Regions from separate parts of the Homo sapiens genome. Here region 2 is linked to region 1. A link is an interaction called in ENCODE POLR2A ChIA-PET data of the cell type or tissue named here. Cell type or tissue: PC-3. All regions are shown on one strand. Each heading gives the region's core, and the rest is flanking DNA. Links, peaks and the distances in the headings are about the cores only.

Evidence for each region. Peaks named below come from ENCODE experiments on the same cell type or tissue, not always from the same donor. Only the 100,000 strongest peaks of a DNase experiment are listed, where the experiment ranks them.
Region 2: POLR2A ChIA-PET joins it to region 1 with 13 read pairs; 3 of 35 experiments call an interaction of 5 or more read pairs at or near these places.

What each region holds. Positions count from the first base shown.
Region 1 is chr3:100,265,507-100,275,639 of GRCh38, forward strand. The region is part of intron 1 of TBC1D23 (TBC1 domain family member 23); the gene reads left to right. Among named protein-coding and RNA genes, the nearest start is that of TBC1D23, 9.6 kb to the left of the region's middle. In PC-3, for the core only: no CTCF peak of the experiment used is centred there; a DNase peak (open chromatin) is centred at 4,485; H3K4me3 peaks cover 1,271 bases; H3K27ac peaks cover 1,578 bases.
Region 2 is chr3:100,536,134-100,546,266 of GRCh38, forward strand. The region is part of intron 1 of TMEM45A (transmembrane protein 45A); the gene reads left to right. Among named protein-coding and RNA genes, the nearest start is that of TMEM45A, 49 kb to the left of the region's middle. In PC-3, for the core only: no CTCF peak of the experiment used is centred there; DNase peaks (open chromatin) are centred at 1,708 and 5,488; H3K27ac peaks cover 2,288 bases.

The DNA of each region.
Region 1 (10,133 bases), core at 1,438-9,437:
CATGTTAAATTGTTACAGTGAAAAGATTGGTAATTACCCTCCTTGGTATTGAAGAAACTAGCACTGGATTTGAACATATGTTCTCATTTTCCGATACTTTCTTCCCAAAATAATGTCTAAAGATCTATAGTCATAATTAAAAAATTATTTTGGTATTGACTTCAATTATATAACTGTTGAAATTGGGAGTTTGTTTAATTAAAAAATGTTACTTAATATTCAACTTTTAATTAGGGTTTTTTATTGCTAAACCTTTCTTAAGTTATTGCTAAACTTTTCTTAAAATTGTAAAAATATTAATTCCACAAAGAATCTTCTATTGTTGTTAATCTGAGATGTGAGTAGGAATTGTTTGAGAATAATATTTTTCAAAGTTTTCTGCACTCTGTAAATAGTACTATCAGTGTTCCCCATTTAATAAGCATTGAAATATGAGAAAAAACTTAAAATGTCTTTTAAGAACTAAGTGATTGAAATTTCAGATATGATATAATCAATAAAGAAATATATTAAATGTAAAAGAAAAAGGAACTGTTTGTCTAAGAAGGACATTGTCTACTTGTGGAACTGGGAAGGCTGGATACTACTTTTAGAAGAAATGAGAAAATGAACTTCATTTTTTGAATTGGGGTTATGATGTGACAGTTATTTGATTTTGTAAACTATAATTAGAGGGCAGGCAAAGATAAGAAATGAAAAAGACTTATTTTATACTGTTTACATTAAAGTCTTTAATTATAATTTAGATTTTAGAGTTTTTAAAGGTAATTTTTTTTTTTTTGAGACGGAGTCTCATTCTGTCACCCAGGCTGGAGTGCAGTGTGCGATCTTGGTTCACTGCATCCTCCGCCTCCTGGGTCCAAGGGATTCTCCTGCCTCAGTCTCTCAAGGAGCTAAGATTACAGGCATGTGCCACCATGCCCGGCTAATTTTTGTATTTTTAGTAGAGATGGGGTTTCACCATGTTGGCCAGGCCGGTCTCAAACCCCTGACCTCAGGTGATCCACCCTCCTCACCCTACCACAGTGTTGGGACTACAGGCATGAGCCACTGCACCCAGCCTAAAGGTAATTCTTAGGTAATAATTCACTTCTAGGATTTTGTTTCCTGTGGATGTTTTAATATCCATAATTTGAGTTAGTAATTGGTTTTTGCATGCTAAATAAATGTATTTCAATTAATTCATTTTTATCTCTGTGTAATCACTGCAGAGAGGCGACAAGTGCATTCCCTCTGTAAGTATAGTGAGCAATTCAGAGCACCCAGTTAAATATACTGTAATATGCAGCCAACTTTTAAGTAGGAGTCTTCTGGAGAGAATTGAGAAAATATGCTTGACAAAGCATTTCTGATGCACAGTGCTGAAATGTGGATTCTTTTTGGTATAAAGACAGTGCCTTCTCTCATGTGTCAAAAAGCAAAATAGAGTTTAGCAAAAACATTCTCAGTTCAGCAAACATTCACTGAATAGTGGTTATATTCAAGCTGCTGTGTAAGGTTTTAGAAAAAAATTTGAAACAGTTTTACAATCAGGAATGTGCATTGTGGTGCCTTCCTGGGATACTTTGATTTTTTTCATCATTTTATCTCTAGGAATACTGTGTGAAAATAGCTTCTGAAGATATCTAAATGCTGGTGTTTTGGAAATTACAGGCTCTAACAGAAAATAATAGGATTAAACAGTTTGAAAAGGGGCAGGGCTTGAAATGAGTTAAATATTGAGAATTACAGATGGAAAGCAGGTAAGTACCTTCCATTAAGCTCATAAAATCAAATTCTTTCTTGTAGAAATAAAGAATTTAAGAGCCACTTAAACCTATTTTCTGAAATTTAATGTCTGTTTGTTTCAAGGGTCTGCGTAACTTTTTAACCTGAGTTAAGAAAATGATGACTAATAAAGTCATTTGTTGCAAGTCTTCATCTTTTTTCTTGATGCTTAAAGGAGTTTTTTCTTATCCTTTAGCTGACATAGCATTTGATAGTTGGGTGGAAATCTTGTAGTGTTTGCTTCTTTTTTATTTTAAAGTAGTTGTTACATTAAACTAGTTGTTATGGTGGTATTTAATAATTTCAGCAAGGAGATATACAGGTTGAATATCTCTTTGGAATACTTGCATTATACTTAACCGGTTGAGCATCCCTAATCAAAAATCTGAAATCCATAATGCTCCAATGAGCATTCCTGTGAGTATCATGTTGGTGCTCAAGAGTTTCAGATTTTGGAGCATTTCGGAGTTGGGATTCTTGGATTTGGGATGCTCCACCTATATAAGAAAATACTGTACATTTGCATAGAGCGTTACTCTTTATATATAATGCTTATATATATTAATAACATCTCATTTGGATCTTAAAACAGCTCTATGAGAAAGCAAAGTTATGCATTGGGCATGATGGCTCATGCCTATAATCCCATCACTTGGGGAGGCCAAGGTGGGAGGATTGCTTGAGCTCAGGAGTTCGAGACCATCCTGGGCAACATAGTGAGGCCTCGTCTTTACTAAAAATAAAAAAAATTAGCCAGACTTGGTGGCACAAACCTGTAGTCCCAGCTACTTGGGAGGTTGAGGCAGAAGGATTGCTTTAACGGGATGAATCGAGGCTGCAGTGAGCTGTGCACACCAAGCCTGGTGACAGAGTGAGACTCTGTCTCTAATAATAATAATAATGATGTCCATGGGTTATTTTTCCTTTAAACAGTTTCTAACCTTTATTTTGAAGCCTCTGTGCATCACTTTGTGATGCAAAAGATTTATTCATCTCATATATATGTGCAATTTGAATACTAGAAATCCTTTATTTTGTGAATTCCATTTAGATTAACCATCAGCATGAAATTCAATGAAATCCTTTTATCAAAAAAAATGTTCCTTGATGGTTGGAATCCAGCTTAAAAAAAAACCCAATATGTATTTCTTTGCCAAACTATGATCCCCATTGGCATAGTACCCTTGAGAATTGTCCAAATGTTGCAAAGTGTTGTCACTTCATTTGCTGTAGTTGTTTCTTTATAACAACTATGTTTCTGAAATGATAGTTTCAAGACAAGGAATGTTGGTAATGTTTCTTTTATCATTACACTTTGGATAAAGTGGAAATTTGTAATTGACATAGGTAATATCTCTCTCTCTTTGCTGTTTTCGTGCCATTCTCTATCTTAGGCAAAAGTTACACTCTGTTTTTAGTTTCCAAATAAACTGCATTAGTGGGGTGGAAAAACAAGGATGCATTTCTTTGTGCCTTAAAAATACTGAAAAGTCACCTCATATGTATAGAAGGGAACAGTGTTGAGGATTTTTATTTTAAGAAAACATGAAAGAAGAAAGGATTTAGAGTGCTCGCTGAAGTTGACTGCTCATTAGAGAAATTTCCAATTTTGTAGTCAAAATCTTATAGCAAATGCATTGCAACATTACACATATAGTTATGAGAAACGTTTTTTGTGTATCTTTTTATTTTTTACTTAGGCAACAACTGAGTTTTTTTCTTAGCAGAGAAAAGGGCACCGTTGGTACCATTGGTGTAATTTGATCTTCATGGATTGTGGATCAAAAATAAATCTAAGATTTAAAACACCTGTTCCATTTGTAGTTAATTTTAGTAGCTTATAGAATAACATTTCTGTGATCTCTAGCCCTTTTGCCTATTGCATACAATGATGAAATACTGTAGCTATTAAATTTGCCTTGTGAAGCCAAGAGGACTAGATTTAGCACCGTCTTTACTTGGCTCAAGATCCTGATTAAAACACAAATTCTAGAGATTACATTATTCATAAGGGAATCTCCCAAAGCTGTTTTTGTGGATCTGGTCCTAATGCAAAATTTTACAAATTGTTTAAAGCTGGTGAATGGGTGTTTTTCCCCTTGGCATATAAATTTGTAACTTGTTAAAATGCTTGTAACAAGCATGTCTGATTCTGACACAAATCTAGATAACTTCACAATTATCAAATTGTATCAAATTGTTCTCACAAGACTTTAAGTTGTCAAGGTCTTTTCTGAATGTGCTATCATACTATTGAAATACTTGGAAAGTTTTGATGGTTTGAGGTTGGTATTTAAAAATAAGTTGCACAAGACATACTGTGGTCCTTGAGCTCCATGCATATCTACTGTACAAGTGAATCTGTAGCAAAGTTTTCTCTTTTCATTTCTACCAAATGTCATACAGAATATTCAAGAACTAATTAAGGAGTTTTGTTATGGTAGTACTTTGTAACCAGCGTCCTAACAATAGTAGCAAAATAAGTTCAGACAAAGCTTTGGTGCTGATGTCTCATTCCCTGGGCATTAAGAAACCCCCAGAAATGTGGTGGCACAAATTAAGCCATGAAACCACAATTCAATACATGCAGCTTGCCACTGCTTACTCACTGTTCCACAATTTGCTAGTGCTTATGACTAATTAGGTATTCACTTTAGAGTTTTAAGTAATTGGTCAGAGGCTTATACCTGATTAGGATATGTACATGGACAAGCTGGGCTGTCATGGTTTAATCTGAGCTTACAGTGATTTACATTCTAAACAAATATGAATAAATTGCACTTCAGAGCCGCTCCCACCTCTGTTCAACAGGATTTAGATGATAGGACTTGGACTAGAACCTTGGAATAGCCATCTGGCATGTAAGCTACATAAGAGCATTGACTTTTTTTTTCTGTACTGCATCCCCTGTGCCTCACACAGTGAGTAGCCTGTAGTAGGTGCTCAATACATACGTGTTGAAGGTTTGAATAAAAGAATACTTATGTCAGGGAAGGAAATAATTCAGTATATGGGTTAGGAAAGCAGAGGAAAATCTAAATGAGAGTGTTTTAAGAAGACAGTCAAACTTTGCAGTGTATGTAAAGGGGACGAGAGCTGAGAAAGATGACTAATGACTTCTGAGAGCACCTTTAGTAGAGTGATAGAGGTTTTGGGTGAATGAGAGAGTAAGTTTAGGTGAGTGGAGACTACTGTTTTCAAGGAAGTTGAACTGTAAAAGGAAGGAGAGAGATGACTTTTTGATGGGGAGTAGGTTATATTTATATATAGGACCCTTTAAGTAAGTAAATGTGAAAATTTTAAAGGAAAGGAGATAATCACAGGTTATATTTTTGAATGCTAGAAGTACTTTCAGTGAAGGTTTCTGAGTTCATTTGTTTTCTCTTGGCTCTGTTTAATACTGTTAGCAGACTCACAGGTTTGAATAATATCATATGCAATAGAAATAACATATTTAAGATGTTATTTTTTAACATCATGTCAGGCTTTGGGCTTTTATTGATTTCCCAGTAGTGTAGCTTTTGTATTTTTATTTTAAGAAAACAATAATAAATCTTAGACTTTGGCCACTTTAAGACACAATATTAATTTTTTTTAATGTGGTAATTGGATTTTCTTTGTAATTTCTCTATACTCTGCATTTAAGTGTAGAGTGATTACATACATTATAGACCCTACTTGGTCCTTTAAAAACTGCTAGTCTTCATTATTTTTATAATTACAGAAAAGGATTCAATTTTAAGAATTTTGAAGATTAGTGAAGCTGACTTAGCTTAGTTGATAGACTGAGAGGCTTCATGAATTTAAAACATTTTTTTTCCAACCCAGAAAACATTCTATTAATATCTTAAGTGTTTTAGATTTGGTTAAGAAAGGGGGTGGAGATGATACAGAGAGTGGTCCCTATGGAGTGGTGAGGATCAAAGAGGGATGAGAAATGGAAGTGGGTTGGCAAGAGAGGGAAGAGATAGATTTAAGATGAGGGAAAAGTTGTTACATATATTGTCAAGAATTCTTTGTGAAAGGAACAACCAAAAGTTTGGTAGCTGGATGGAAAGGGAGAACGTGGAGACGTTTTTGTGGTGGACATTGCTGTTTCTAATGGCAATTTTTGAGCATGTTTTCTCAGAAGAAAGAGCCAGTAGAGAAAGAAGTGGAAAATAGGAGAGAAGGGATAATGGATGGCACATGGCTTCTGAAAGATCGTGGGGAGTGGGTGGAGATAAGAGTCAGGTGAAGTTACCAGTCTTAGGCTAGAGAAGAGATACGTAAGTCTCCTGTGGATACAGGAAAGAAGAAAATGACTGGAATAATAAGTTGCTTATGTTTGTTTGTTTTTGGAGGGGGCTGAGATCAAAGGGAAGAGAAGCCTGCTGGCCTATATATTCTCTCTGGAGTCATAAGTAAAGTCACCTGAGGTAAAGTGGCTGGGTAAGGAGTCTGAAGTAAGTGCTGAATAGGAGATTTTCAGGCACTATTGTTATATGATAGCATCATAGAGTTGTCTTATTTTCCCAAGAAGCCCACATTGAGTAGAGTATAGGAACAGAGAAGGCAGACTGGTTAGATTAACCTAATGTTGGGAATTTGCAGCTTTCTGAATGTGACAGAAAGAGCAAGGAGTGAAGAAGTCAAGGGTGTTGTCAAGAATGTGCTTTAAGTTTTGGGCCATGGAATCAAGACAGAGGACATAAAGTGAAGCCACATGAAGGCTTTTCTAACGAATCCATGCCACCCTTCCATCCCTTACCTTTGTCTCCATCCACAGGGAGTATGGGGAGGATACTTACTCCCTCAAATTAATTATTTTCTCCACTCAAAAATTGAGCCACATGTTTTTATATCTTTTAAGTTACTTCCAAGTTTATCATACTGTAAACCTTTAAAATACAGTTTGTTGTCAGCTATAAGTTGAACTTGTTTCGCCTGTTTATCCTTCCAATATTCAGTATTGGAGAACTAAAATGAGACAGATAAAGTAGTACATGTGCCACATTGTTTCCTACTTAATGATTCTGTAAAGTATCCTTTCTTAAGTAGCAGTTACTTAATACGCTAGAGAAGTAATATGTTTGAGAACATGCAGTATTTCGTTTTCTGTTCCTCCTTTAGTTTGCTAGTGATAATGGCCTCCAGAGATGACACAAACAAATGGAAAAACATTCCATCCTCATGGATAGGAAGAATTAATATTGTTAAAATGGCCATACTGCCCAAAGCTGAAGGGGTGGGTTGCCCCTCCACACCTGTGGGTGTTTCTCGTTAGGTGGAACGAGAGACTTGGAAAAGAAAAAGACACAGAGACAAAGTATAGAGAAAAAAATAAGGGGACCCAGGGAACCAGCGTTCAGCATATGGAGGATCCCGCCAGCCTCTGAGTTCCCTTAGTATTTATTGATCATTTTTGGGTGTTTCTCAGAGAGGGGGATGTGGCAGGGTCATAGGATAATAGTGGAGAGAAGGTCAGCAGATAAACACGTGAACAAAGGTCTCTGCATCATAGACAAGGTAAAGAATTAAGTGCTGTGCTTTAGATATGCATACACATAAACATCTCAATGCCTTACAGAGCAGTATTGTTGCCCACATGTCCCACCTCCAGCCCTAAGGCGGTTTTCCCCTATCTCAGTAGATGGAACATACAATCGGTTTTATACCGAGACATTCCATTGCCCAGGGACGGGCAGGAGACAGATGCCTTCCTCTTGTCTCAACTGCAAAGAGGCATGCCTTCCTCTTGTACTAATCCTCCTCAGCACAGACCCTTTACGGGTGTCGGGCTAGGGGACGGTCAGGTCTTTCCCTGCCCACGAGGCCATATTTCAGACTATCACATGGGGAGAAACCTTGGACAATACCTGGCTTTCCTAGGCAGAGGTCCCTGCAGCCTTCCGCAGTGTTTGTGTCCCTGGGTACTTGAGATTAGGGAGTGGTGATGACTGTTAACGAGCATGCTGCCTTCAAGCATCTGTTTAACAAAGCACATCTTGCACAGCCCTTAATCCATTTAACCCTGAGTTGACACAGCACATGTCTTGGGGGTAAGGTTATAGATTAACAGCATCTCAAGGCAGAAGAATTTTTCTTAGTACAGAACAAAATGGAGTCTCCTATGTCTACTTCTTTCTACACAGACACAGTAACAATCTGATCTCTCTTTCTTTTCCCCACAAAAGCAATTTGTAGATTCAGTGCTATTCTCGTTACACTACCATTGACATTCTTCACAAAACTAGAGAAAACTATTTTAAAATTCGTATGGAACCAAAAAAGAGCCCAAATAGCCTAGGCAATCCTAAGCAAAAAGAACAAAACTGAAGGCATCACGCTACCTGACTTCAAACTACACTACAGGGCTAAAGTAACCAAAACAGCAGGATACTGGTACAAGAACAGACACATAGACCAGTGGAACAGAACAGAGGACCCAGAAATAAGACTGCACACCTACAACTGTCTGATCTTCAATAAACCTGACATAAGTAATGGGGAAAGGATTCCCTATCTAATAAATGGTGCTGGGATAACTGGATAGCCATATGCAGAAAATTGAAACTGGATCCCTTCTTTACACTATATACAAAAATCAACTCAAGATGGAAGCCTAAAAACTATGAAAACCCCATAATAAAACCCAGGGAATACTATTCAAAATTGTATTTTCAGTATGATTGAGTTTATTATAAATATAGATGTCTATATGTAAATATATGTCTATATATATGTCTATAAATACACACATGAGAAACTGAAAAGTGATTCACAAAAAGTGATTATCTCATGGTAATGGAATTGTGGTTGGTTTTTAATTTTTTTAATGCATTGGCAAAATTCTTTAAAATGATTATGATTAAAAATTCATTTTAAGAAAGTAAGCTGTTGTTCAGTAACAATAACAAAAGAAATAGTATTCATGGATTCTGTTTATTAAGGAATTATGTAGCCAAGCATTGCCCTGAATTTTTTGTGTTCAGAAACTTATTTAAGCATTAACTGACCCTATAAGATAAGCATTGTGGTGCTTTTTCCTTTTGTAAGGTCACATGGCTGTTGAAGGGCCAAAATTGAAACCCAGGTCTGACACTAAAGCTCAAATTTATGAATTTTTATAATACGTTAAATAGAGTTGATTTTTTTAAATTGTGGTAAAATATACATAATGTAAAAAGTTTACCATCTTGACCATTTTTCAGTGTACATTAGTATTGAGTACATTTACATTGTTGTGCATATAATCTCTAGAATGCTTTTCATCTTGCAGAACTGAAACTTTGTATCTGTTAAAGAGCTCCTCATTCTCCCCTCCCTCTGCCCTGGTAACCGCTCTCTAAATTTACTACTCTAGGTACCTCACATAAGTGGCATTGTATAGTATTTGTCTTTTTGGGACGGATTTATTTCACTTACCGTAATGTTGTCAAGGTTCATCTATGTCGTAGCATGTGTCAGAATTTCCTCCCTTTTTAGGCTGTATAATAGTCCATTATATATTATATATAATATATATTCTATAATATGTAATTAACTTATTAATTACATATATAAATTAATAAACATATATAATATGATAAATATATAATATTTGTTTATTAATTACATATATCTATGCATACAGTACACACCCCCCCCCTTTTTGTTTATTCATTCATCCCTCAGTGAACGGACACTTGGGTTGCATTCACCTTTGGGCTACTGTGGATAATGCTGCTGTGAACATGTGTATACAAAAGTCTCTTTCAGACTCTGCCTTCAATTCTTTCAGACATTTCAGGATATGGAATTGCTGAATTGTATGAGACATGTATTTTTAATTCTTTGTGGAACTGTCATACCGTTTTCCATAGTGGCTGCGTCATTTTGCATTTCCACTAACTGTACACAAGGGTTCACATCTTTGTCAACCTATGTTTTTTGAAAGTAGTAGTCATCCTCATGAGTGTGACAGGTTCTTTGGTTTGGTTTTATTATTTTGTGTTTTTTTTTTGTTTGTTTGCTTTTTGAGACAAGGTCTTGTTCTGTAGCCTGTTTTTTGAGACAGGGTCTCGTTCTGTAGCCCAGGCTGGAGTGCAGTGGTATGATCTTGGCCTTACTGCAGCCTCTGCCTCCTGAGCTCAATTGATCCTCCTGCCTCAGCCTGTTGAGTAGCTGGGACTACAGCTGCATACCACTACAACTTGCTAATTTTTGTACTTTTTGTGGAAATGGGTTTTTTCCATGTTGCCCAGGCTGGTCTCAAACTCCTGGGCTCAAGCCATCCAACCAGAAGTGCTGGGATTACAGGTATAAGCTACTGCCCCTGGCCTGGTTTGGGTTTAGTTTTTGAGTGAGGTTTTAATAGACTTGATCTTTAAATTCTTTCAGACCTC
Region 2 (10,133 bases), core at 1,119-9,118, 270 kb after region 1:
ATCCTACAATGCACAGAACCCCTCACCCTGCCCCTGCACCAAGGAAGTAAAGAATTATCTGATCTTAGATGTCAATAGTGCCATTGTTGAGAAATTCCATCCTGGATCAGTGTTGCTCAAACTTTAATGTGCATATGAGTCACTTGGGGATCTGGTTAAAAAAGATTCTGATTTGATAGGTCTAGGTGGCCCATGAGAGTCTGTATTTCCAACCAGCTCCCACTTGGTGTAGCCACTGCTGGTGTGAGTGCCACAATTTGAGTTTAAATGTCCTAGAATTCTTGTTTCTTATCTGTCTTCCTACACTAAAAGATAAGTTCCATGAGAACAAAGACCTTGTCTATGTCCTGTCCGCAATGGCTAGAACTATAACTGGCATATCATAGTTGTTTAATAAATATTTGTTGAAAGCATGAATGGATCCATGGAGGAATTAAGAAATGAATAAATAAGCAGACAGGCAGGAGCACTGCTTATTCTCACACGTACCTCTGAAGAACCTTAGAGGCACTTATTCTTAAAAAAACTGAATTTCCTCTCAACAAAGCCAGAAATTCACCAACAGCTTTGCTCAGGGCATGACAGTCTTCCTCAGGTTAAAAATGGTCTCCTTTCTCTGATGTCTCACATTGTCCCTTTCGATGCAGTTCCACTGGATAGATGGTTGGGCTGATAATAGAGGGAAAAACCAGAGGCCCAAACCCTGGCCCCACACCCCAGCCTGTCCCAAGGTGAAAGGCCTAGATTCAATCATATTTGTTTGTATTTTGGCAGTAGGGGGAAGGAGGAAGTGGGGATTTTTTTTGAGATGGAGTTTTGCTGTTGTCGCCCAGGCCGGAGTGCAATGGCACGATCTCGGCTCACTACAACTTCCGCCTCCCAGGTTCAAGTGATTCTACTGCCTCAGCCTCCTGAGTAGCTGGGATTACGGGCACCCCACAACCATGCCTGGCTAATTTTTGTATTTTTAGTAGAGACGGGGTTTCACCATGTTGGCTAGGTTGGTCTCAAACTCCTGACCTCCGGTGATCCGTCCAGCTTGGCCTCCCAAAGTGCTGGGATTACAGGCATGAGCCACCATGCCTGGCCAGAATAGGTTTTTAAAGGAAAATGAGGTTAGATTGAATTTCATGGTGTAACCTCTGGGGGAAAGACGTCTTCTAGTGGGCAACAGGGAGCTGAGGGGTGGGGAGAACCGGATGCTGGTATAGTTTGTACACCTGTGAGCTTTGGGAACTCAGAGATCTATTAGCCTCAGTTGGCAAATCATTTCCTTGTTTTTGCTCTCTGGGCCTCCATTGATTGCCCTTGTCTTCCACCTTCCGCACACAAGGAAATCCAAACAAAGCCATTTTGGAATCCTATCTAGGAGTGGCTTTCCTTCCCAAGGTGGTCCCTGTGCTCTTGTAGAGAATTTGCTCAGAACCCAAAATACGCTCCAGTGTCCTCCTGAGAATTGGTTGTGTTGGGCAGAAGACAGAAAGGAGAGAGAAGAGCAGGATGACAGGAAGAGGAGTAAAGAAGAGGCAAAGAAGGCGAGGCCATAAGAACAGGGCCACAGGGCATTCTCTGTAGATTGGCCCAGGAGATAGCCAAACGTTCACACAGGTGTCATTGTCACAGAGCTCTTGACAATAGCAACTCTCTCCTTTAGAAGCTGTGATGCAAGTGAATGTGTCAGCCCTGCTGATTCAGGTGTGGTCACTGCATTTTGACTGTACATTGTTTTGTAAACTTGTCAGGCCCACTGGGTGCCTGTGACTGCGCTGAACCAAAGAGAAACTGAGAAACAGCTTTCTCGTCTGGGTTGGGAGCCAGTAGAGTAATACCGGGTTTGGGAGTCCTGCCTTTGAAGCAGTTCATCAACACTGAAGAATGTTCTGCATCTTTCCTGGGACCTATAAGGGATTCAAGATTGCTATAAGGAAAGGTCAATAGAGAGTGAGATTTGTTTGTCATCAGAATGGGTTATTAAAGCACTTGGAGGAATTTACCTTTCTGGATGTCTTCAAATAGAAACTAGATTCTTGTATTATGGGATGGTTTAAGGGCTCTCAGAGGCAGAGAGATGTATATCCCTATCATATCCCATCTTTGCTCAAAAATATTCTATTGCTTCTTATTGTTCATAGGATAAAGTTTAAATTTCTAAAACTGGCATTCAGGGTCTTCTATTATTTGGCTCTAAACCTTTCCTAGGTCTTTCTTTTTTAAAAGATAAGTTAAACACAAAACAAAACAAACAGAAAGCAGCAAACTAGGAATAGAGAACTTTCTCAACTTGATACAGAATATCTACACAAAACCTACAGCCAACATCATACTTTAGTGGTGAGAAACTAGGTGTTTTCCCCTTAAGACTGGGAACAACACAAAATGTCCCGTGTCATCACTCCTATGCCACATCCTACTGGATGTCTTAGCTAATGCAGTAATATGATAAAAGGGAATAAAAAGTATACAGACTGGGAAGGAAGAAAGAAAACTCTCTTTGTTCACAGATGGCATAATTGTTCATGTAGAAAATCCCAAACAATCAACAATAGCAGCAAAACCCTTCCTGGAACTAAGTGATTTTTAGCAATGTTTTAGGTGACAAGATTAATATATAAAAGTTAACAAAAAGATATAAAATTAAAAAAATATAAAAGTCAAATGCTTTCCTATATACCAACAATGAACAACTGGAATTCAAAATTAAAAATACAACATCATTTACATTAGCACCGAAAAGGAAAAGATTTAGATATAAATTTAATAAAATATATATAAGATCTATATGAGGAAAACCATAAACCTCTTATGCAAAAAATCAAAGATCTAAATAAATGGAGAAATATTCTATTCTGTTTATGAACAGGAAGGCTCAATATTGTTAAGATGTCATTTCTTCCCAACTGATCTATAGATTCAATGCAATCCCAGTCAAAATCCCAGCAAGTTACTTTGTGGATATTAAACTGATTCTAAAGTTTATATGGACAGACAAAGGACCCAGAATACGCCAACATGATATTGAAAGAGAAGAACAGAATCGTAGTACTGATACTACCTGACTTCAAAACTTATTTTAAAGCTTCAGTGATCAAGAAAGTATGGTGTTGGTGAAAGAACAGACACATAGGTGAATAGAAGAGAATAGATAGCCCAGAAATTTACCCACATAATACAGTCAGCTGATCTTTGACAAAGGGGCAAAGGCAATTCAGTAGTGAAAAAATAAGTCTTTTTAACAGATGGAGCTGAACAACTGTATGCCCACAGTATTAGGGTTCTCCAGAGAAACAGAACCCAATAGGATATGTATATGTATATGTATATGTATATGTATATGTATATGTATATGTATATGTATATGTATACGTATACGTATACGTATACGTATATGTGGGGAACCATTATGGGAATGGACTCACACAATTATGGAGGCCTAAGTCTGAAGGCCTGATAACTGGAAGGCCTGCTGGTATAAGCCTCAGTGTCCAAAGCCCTGAGGACCAGGAGCTCCTATGTCCAAGGGCAGGAGAAGACGGATGCCTCAGCTCAAGAAGAGACAGTGAATTCACCCTTATTCTACCTTTTTGTTCTATTCACGCCCTCCATGGATTGAATGATGCCCACCCAGGCAATCTTCTTTACTTAGTCTACCAATTCAAATGCCAATCTCTTCTGGAAATGCCCTCTCAGACACACTCAGAAATCATGTTTTACCTGCTGCCTGTGCATTTCTTAGCCCAGTCAAATTGACACATAAAATTAACCACCAAATCTACATGCAGAAAAATGAATCCAGACATAGACCTTACCTTTTTCATAAACATTAACTCAAAATGGATTATATACCTAAATGTAAAATGCAAAAGTGTAAAACTTCTAAAAGATAACAGAGGAAAATCTAGTTGCTCTTGGGTGTGGAAAAGGGTTTTAAAATAATATATCAAGAGGACAATCCATGAAAGAAAAAATATAAAAGTTAGATTTCATTAAAATTTAAAACTTCTGTTTTTTCATTCTCTTAATGGTGTCTTTCACCATTTTGAGTTAATTTTTATGGAAAAAGAAAGGTCTATGTCTAGATTCATTGTTTGAATATTAATGGTGAAAGACACCATCAAGAGAATGAAAAGACAAACCACAGACTGGGGAAAATGTTTGCAAAACATAAATCTGATAAAAGACACATATCTAAACAATATAAATGGCTCTTGAAACCCAATGACATGAAAACAACTCAATTAAAAAGTGATCTGAACAGACTTCTTATCAAAGAAGGCATACAGATAGCAAATGAGCATATTAAAAGATGCCCATCATCATATGTCATCAGGGAATTGCAAATTAAAACAACAGTGAGATACTACTATACACCTATCAGGAACGCTAAAATCCAAAATACTGACACCACAAAATGTTGATGAGAATGCGGAGAAACAAGAACTCTCATTCATTGCTAGTCGGAATGCAACATGGTACAGCTAGTTTGGAAGACAGTTTGGCAGTGTCTTACAAAGATAACATACAATTATCTAGGAGCACCATACAATTCAGAATTGTGCTCCTAGTATTTATTCAAATGAATTGATAACTAATGTCCATACAAAAACCTGCACATAAATATGAATAGCAGCTTTATTCACAATTGTCAACGATGCACAAATATATCCTTCCATATGTCTTTTTGGAGAACAATTTATTTTCTTTTGGGTATATACCCAGTAATGGAATTGCTGGGTCAAATGTTAGTTCTAAGTTCTTTGGGAAATCTCCAAATGCTTTCCACAGGAACTGAACTAATTTACATTCCCACCAGCAGTGTACAAGTGTTCCCTTTTCTACAAAGCCTTGCCAGCATCTGTTGTTTATTTGACTTTAATAATAGTCCCTCTGACTGGTATGAGATGGTATCTCATTATGGTTTTGATTTGGATATCTCTGATGATTAGTGATGTGGAACATTTTTTCATATGTCTGTTGGCCACTTGTATGTCTTCTTTTGAGAAGTGTCTGTTCATGTCTTTTGCCCACTTTTTAATGGGGTTATTTGTTTTTTGCTCATTCGATTGTTTAAGTTCCTTGTAGATTCTGGGTGTTAGACCTTTGTTGACTGAATAGTTTGTGAAAATTCGCTCCCATTCTATAGGTTGCCTGTTTACTCTGTTGGTGGTTTATTTTGCTCTGCAGAAGATCTTTAGTTTAATTAGGTCCCACTTGTTGATTTTTGTTTTTGTCGCAATTGTTTTTGGGGACTTAGTCAAAAATCCTTTATGAAGGCCAATGTCCAGAATGGTGCTTCATAGGCTTTCTTCTAGGATTCTTATAGTTTAAGGTCTTACATTTAAATCTTTAATCCATCTTGAGTCAATTGTTTTCTTTTTCTTTTCTTTTCTTTCCTTTTTTTTTTTTTTTTTTTTCTGAGACAGGGTCTCACTCCTGTCACCCAGGCTGGAGTTTGATGGCACGATCATGACTCACTGCCGCCTCACCTTCCTGGGATGAGGTGATCCTCCCACTTCAGCTTCCTGTGTAGCTGGTACTATAGGCAAGTGCCACCATGCCCAGCTAACTTTTTATATTTTTAGTAGAGACAGGGTTTTGCCATGTTGCCTAGGCTGGTCTTGAACTCCTGGGCTCGAGCAGTCTGCCCACCTAGGCCTCCCAAAGTGGAGTTAATTTTTGTATGTAGTGAAAGCTAGGGGTCAAGGTTCATTCTTCTGCATATGGCTAGCCAGCTATCCCAGCACCTTTGTTGAATTGGGAGTCCTTTCCCCTTTTAAGTCCTTTCCCCTTAGCTTATTTTTGTTGACTTTGTCAAAGATTAGATGACTGTACATGCATGTTTTATTTCTGTGTTCTCTATTTTGTTCCATCGGTCTATGTGTCTGTTTTTATACTAGCATATGCTGTTTTGGTTACTGTAGTCTTATAGTAAAGTTTGAAGTTGGTCAGATAATGTGATGTCTCTGGCTTTGTTCTTTTTGCTTAGGATTGCTTTGGCTATTTGGGTTCTTTTTTGATTCCATATGAATTTCAGAATATTATTTGCTAATTCTGTAAAAAATGACCTTGGTAGCTTGATAGGAATAGCATTGAATCTGTAGATTGCTTTGGGAAGTATGGCCATTTTAATGATATTGATTCTTCCAATCTATGAACGTGGAATGTTTTTCCATTTGTTTATGTCATCTATGATTTCATAGACATATGAATACTAGAAGGATCGTAGAAGAAAACCTAGGAAACACCATTCTGGATGTTGGCTTTGGGAAAGGATTTATGACTAAGTACCCAAAAGAAATTGCAACAAAAACAAAAATCAATAAGTGGAACCTAATTAAACTAAAGATCTTCTGCAGAGCAAAATAAACTATCAGCAGAGTAAACAGGCAACCCACAGAATGGGAGCAAATTTTCACGAACTATTCAGTCAACAAACATCTCCAAAAAGACACATGCACTCACACATTCATCACAGCACCATTCACAATAGCAAAAACATGGAACCAAGTGAGGTGCTCACTGGATTGGATAAAGAATTTGTGGTACATTTACATCATGGAATACTATGCAACCATAAAAAGGAATGAAAATCATGTTCTTTGCAGCAACATGGTTGCAGCTGGACCCATTATCCTAGGTGAATTAACATAGGTACAATAAATCAAATACCACATGTTGTCACTTATAAGTGGGAGCTAAACATTGGTAATACATGGGCATACAGATGACAATAATAGGCATTGGGGACCACTAGAGGAGGAAGGGAGGGAGGGGACAAGAGTTGAAAAACTTACTGTTGGGTACTATGCTTAGTACATGGGTGATGGAATCATTCATACCCCAAACCTCAGCATGATGCACTATACCCAGGTAACAAAGCTCCACATGTATCCACTGAATCATATATCCACTAAAATAAAAATGGAAAAATAAAAACAGTACATAAATTGCATCAAAGTTTACCACTGTTTTGCAATTTGCATTTCTCACTGAACCTAATGGTTTCAAAATTCATTCCTGTTTGTAAATATAGATATACTTCTTTTATTCAAAAATCTTTTACTGGTAGTATTATATTCTGTTGTATATATATTACATCATATTATTTATTCATTTCTCTATTGATGGATGTTCAGATTATTTCCAACTTTATGTTACTACAACCAGTTGCAGTAATGAACTTTTTTTGACATATACAAGAGAGCATGTATAGGAATTTTGGGAGAGTACACACTACACATCGAATTGCTGGATTGTGTCATATGTGCATTTTCAACTGTCCTAGCTACTGCCAAATTCTTGGCAAAGTGTAATAGTAATGCCATTTTGCACTTTTAGTAGTGTATGAGTGTTCTTGTTTCCTCATGCCCTCACCAACACTTGATATAATAGATTTTTTAAATTTTGCAATAAAATAGATGAAAAATACCTGTTTTTAATTTGGTTTTCTTTGCTTTTAGTGAATCAAGGATCTTTTCATGTGATTATTGGACAATTAGTGTTTTGCCTTGTGTTGAATTGTCTATTCTTATTTTTTACCCTTGGGGGAGCAGTTTTTCTTTTTCAAATTGATTCCTAATTAAAAAATTACATTCCCTAGTACTCATCCTTTGTCATTTATGTTTATTTCAAATATTTTTTTCTGTCTGTCATGTATTTGAAAACTTTATTTATGGTACCATTGTGGGAGAGGCATAGGGCCAAGGATGGGTATGAATCCCGGTTCCGTTACTTATCACCAGCACAACCTTGGATATTTTAGTTAATCTCTAACTGTATTTCAGTTTCTTCATCTGTAAAATGGGGGCGATAGCATTACCTATTTCAGAGGTTTGTTTTGAAGATTAAAGGAGTTAAGATGAAGAGCACTTACATAAATGAAAAGTGGTACACAGAAAGCAGTCAATAACTATTAGCTAATATTTGGACATATAGAAGTTTTAAGTGGTTTTTTTTTTTGCTATTATACAAGGTAGATTTATTTTTTTTGCTTTTGTACATGATAAAAGTTTGATTCCATCTCACATAAAATAAGATATGCAGGGATGGAGTGGTGGATCCACAGTCTTCAGGAATAAGCCTCTTTTAGGTGCACTGCTCCTATCCCCTAGATGTGAGTCTTATCTGCATAATCTGGGATAATTGCCAAAGCATTAACCATCATAACCATGTTCCAGCCTTCCAGAGAAGGAAGGGCAGAAGTGATATTTCTTCCCTTCTTTTCAATCAGCTTTACTGAAGTGTAATTTACATGCAATAAAGTTCACATCTTTTAAGAGTATAATTTGATGAGTTTGGGCAAATGTATATGGTTGTCTAATTATTGTCACGATCAATATATAGAATATTTCCATCACCTTGAAAAGTTCCCTAATGCCCTTTGCAGTCAATTCTATTCCCTTTACCTGGAGGCAACCACTGATCTGCTTTCTATCACTACAGTTTTCTCTATATTAGAATTTCATATAAATGGAACTATGCAGTAAGTACCCTTTAGTGTCTGTTTTGTTTCATGTAACATAATGCTTTTGAGATTAATTCAGGTTTTTGCATGTATCAGTAATTTGTCCCTTTTTATTGTGGAGATGTATCATAGTTTGTTCATCCATTCACATGTCAATGGGTTATTTCCAGGTTTGGGTTATTATAAATAAAGCTACTATGAGGATCCATGTACAAGTCTTTGTGTGGACATCGTTTTCATTTCTCTTGGGTAAATACCTAGTGAGGATTGCTGGGTCAAATGGTAAGTGTATGTTTAATGTTATAAAAAGTGACAAGCTGCTTTCCCATGGGGCTGTTCTATTTGTGTTTCCACCTGCAGTGTATAAGAGTTCTAGCTGGTCCACATCCATACCAACACTTGGAATTGTCAGTCTTTTAAAATTTAGCCATTCTAGTGAGTGTGTATTGGTTTTTATTATTTTAATTAGCATATCCCAAATGACTAATGATCTCGAACATCTTTTCATGTTTGCCATTTGTATACAGAAGTTTTAAGTTTTGATGTGGTCAACTTCCTCAGTCTTTTTCTTCATTGTTTTGCTTTTTGTATCTTGTTAAAAATTTTTTTCTTATCCCAAGGACATAAGGATGTCTTCAAATATTTTCTTCTAAAAAGTTTTAAAGTTGGAATTTCATAACTAGGTCTTTAATACACTTAGAATTTATTTTTGAATCTGATGTGAGTAGGGAATCTAGTTAAATTTTTATCCATGAATAGAAACTCAGTTCTAAAAACATTAATAATTTTTCCATGGATTGGTAATTTATATTGTCATTTGTATCACTCACCAGCTTCTCATATGTGTATAGTTTCTAGCTGTATTTTTCATTATCTCCTACCCCAGTGACTACAATGTCTCCTGCATGTTCCTTCCAATGTGAGTTTATTTATGCTCTTCCTTATGTCTAGGGTGACTCCTTTTTGTTCTACCTTTCGAAATCCACTCATTGCTCAAGGTCTAGCTCAGATGACCTTTAAAGTTCTTCCCAAATCCAGTCATATGCCTCTGTCCCTCCCTTGAATTAAATGAAGGGGCTCAGCACACGTATAGCATTTTATTCCTCTACTATAAATCTTAGCCTATCTTTTTGGAATCACAGTCACTTCTGTGTCTGTCTTCTTTGTTCTGCCAGACTGTAAGCCCTTTCATGTTTTTGTGGTAACTGCCAGACTGTAAGCCCTTTAGTGTTTTTGTGGTAGGCAGAACAGTGTTCCTACCTGCCTATGTCCTAATTCCTGGAACTTGTGAATATATTACCTTACTTGGCAAAAGGGACTTTGCATATGTGATTAAATTAATGACATACAGTGAAGAGATTATCCTGGATTATTCTGGTGGACTCAGTCTAATCACATGAGTTCTCAAAATTAGAACCTTTACCAGATAAATTCAGAGTCACAGGAATCCATGGTTAGGAAGTGGTCAGAGATGGAACATTACTGGTTTTGAAAATGGAAGGAGGGGGGCTATGAGCCAAGGAATGGAGGTGGCTTCTAAGAGCTGGAAAAGGGAAAGACATGTATTCTCCCTTACAGCCTCTTCAATGGGACATAGCAGCAGCCTAGGTGGCACCTTGGTTTTAGGGATAGGCATGTAGGGGCAGCTTTGCTGACACCTTGATAGCCCAGT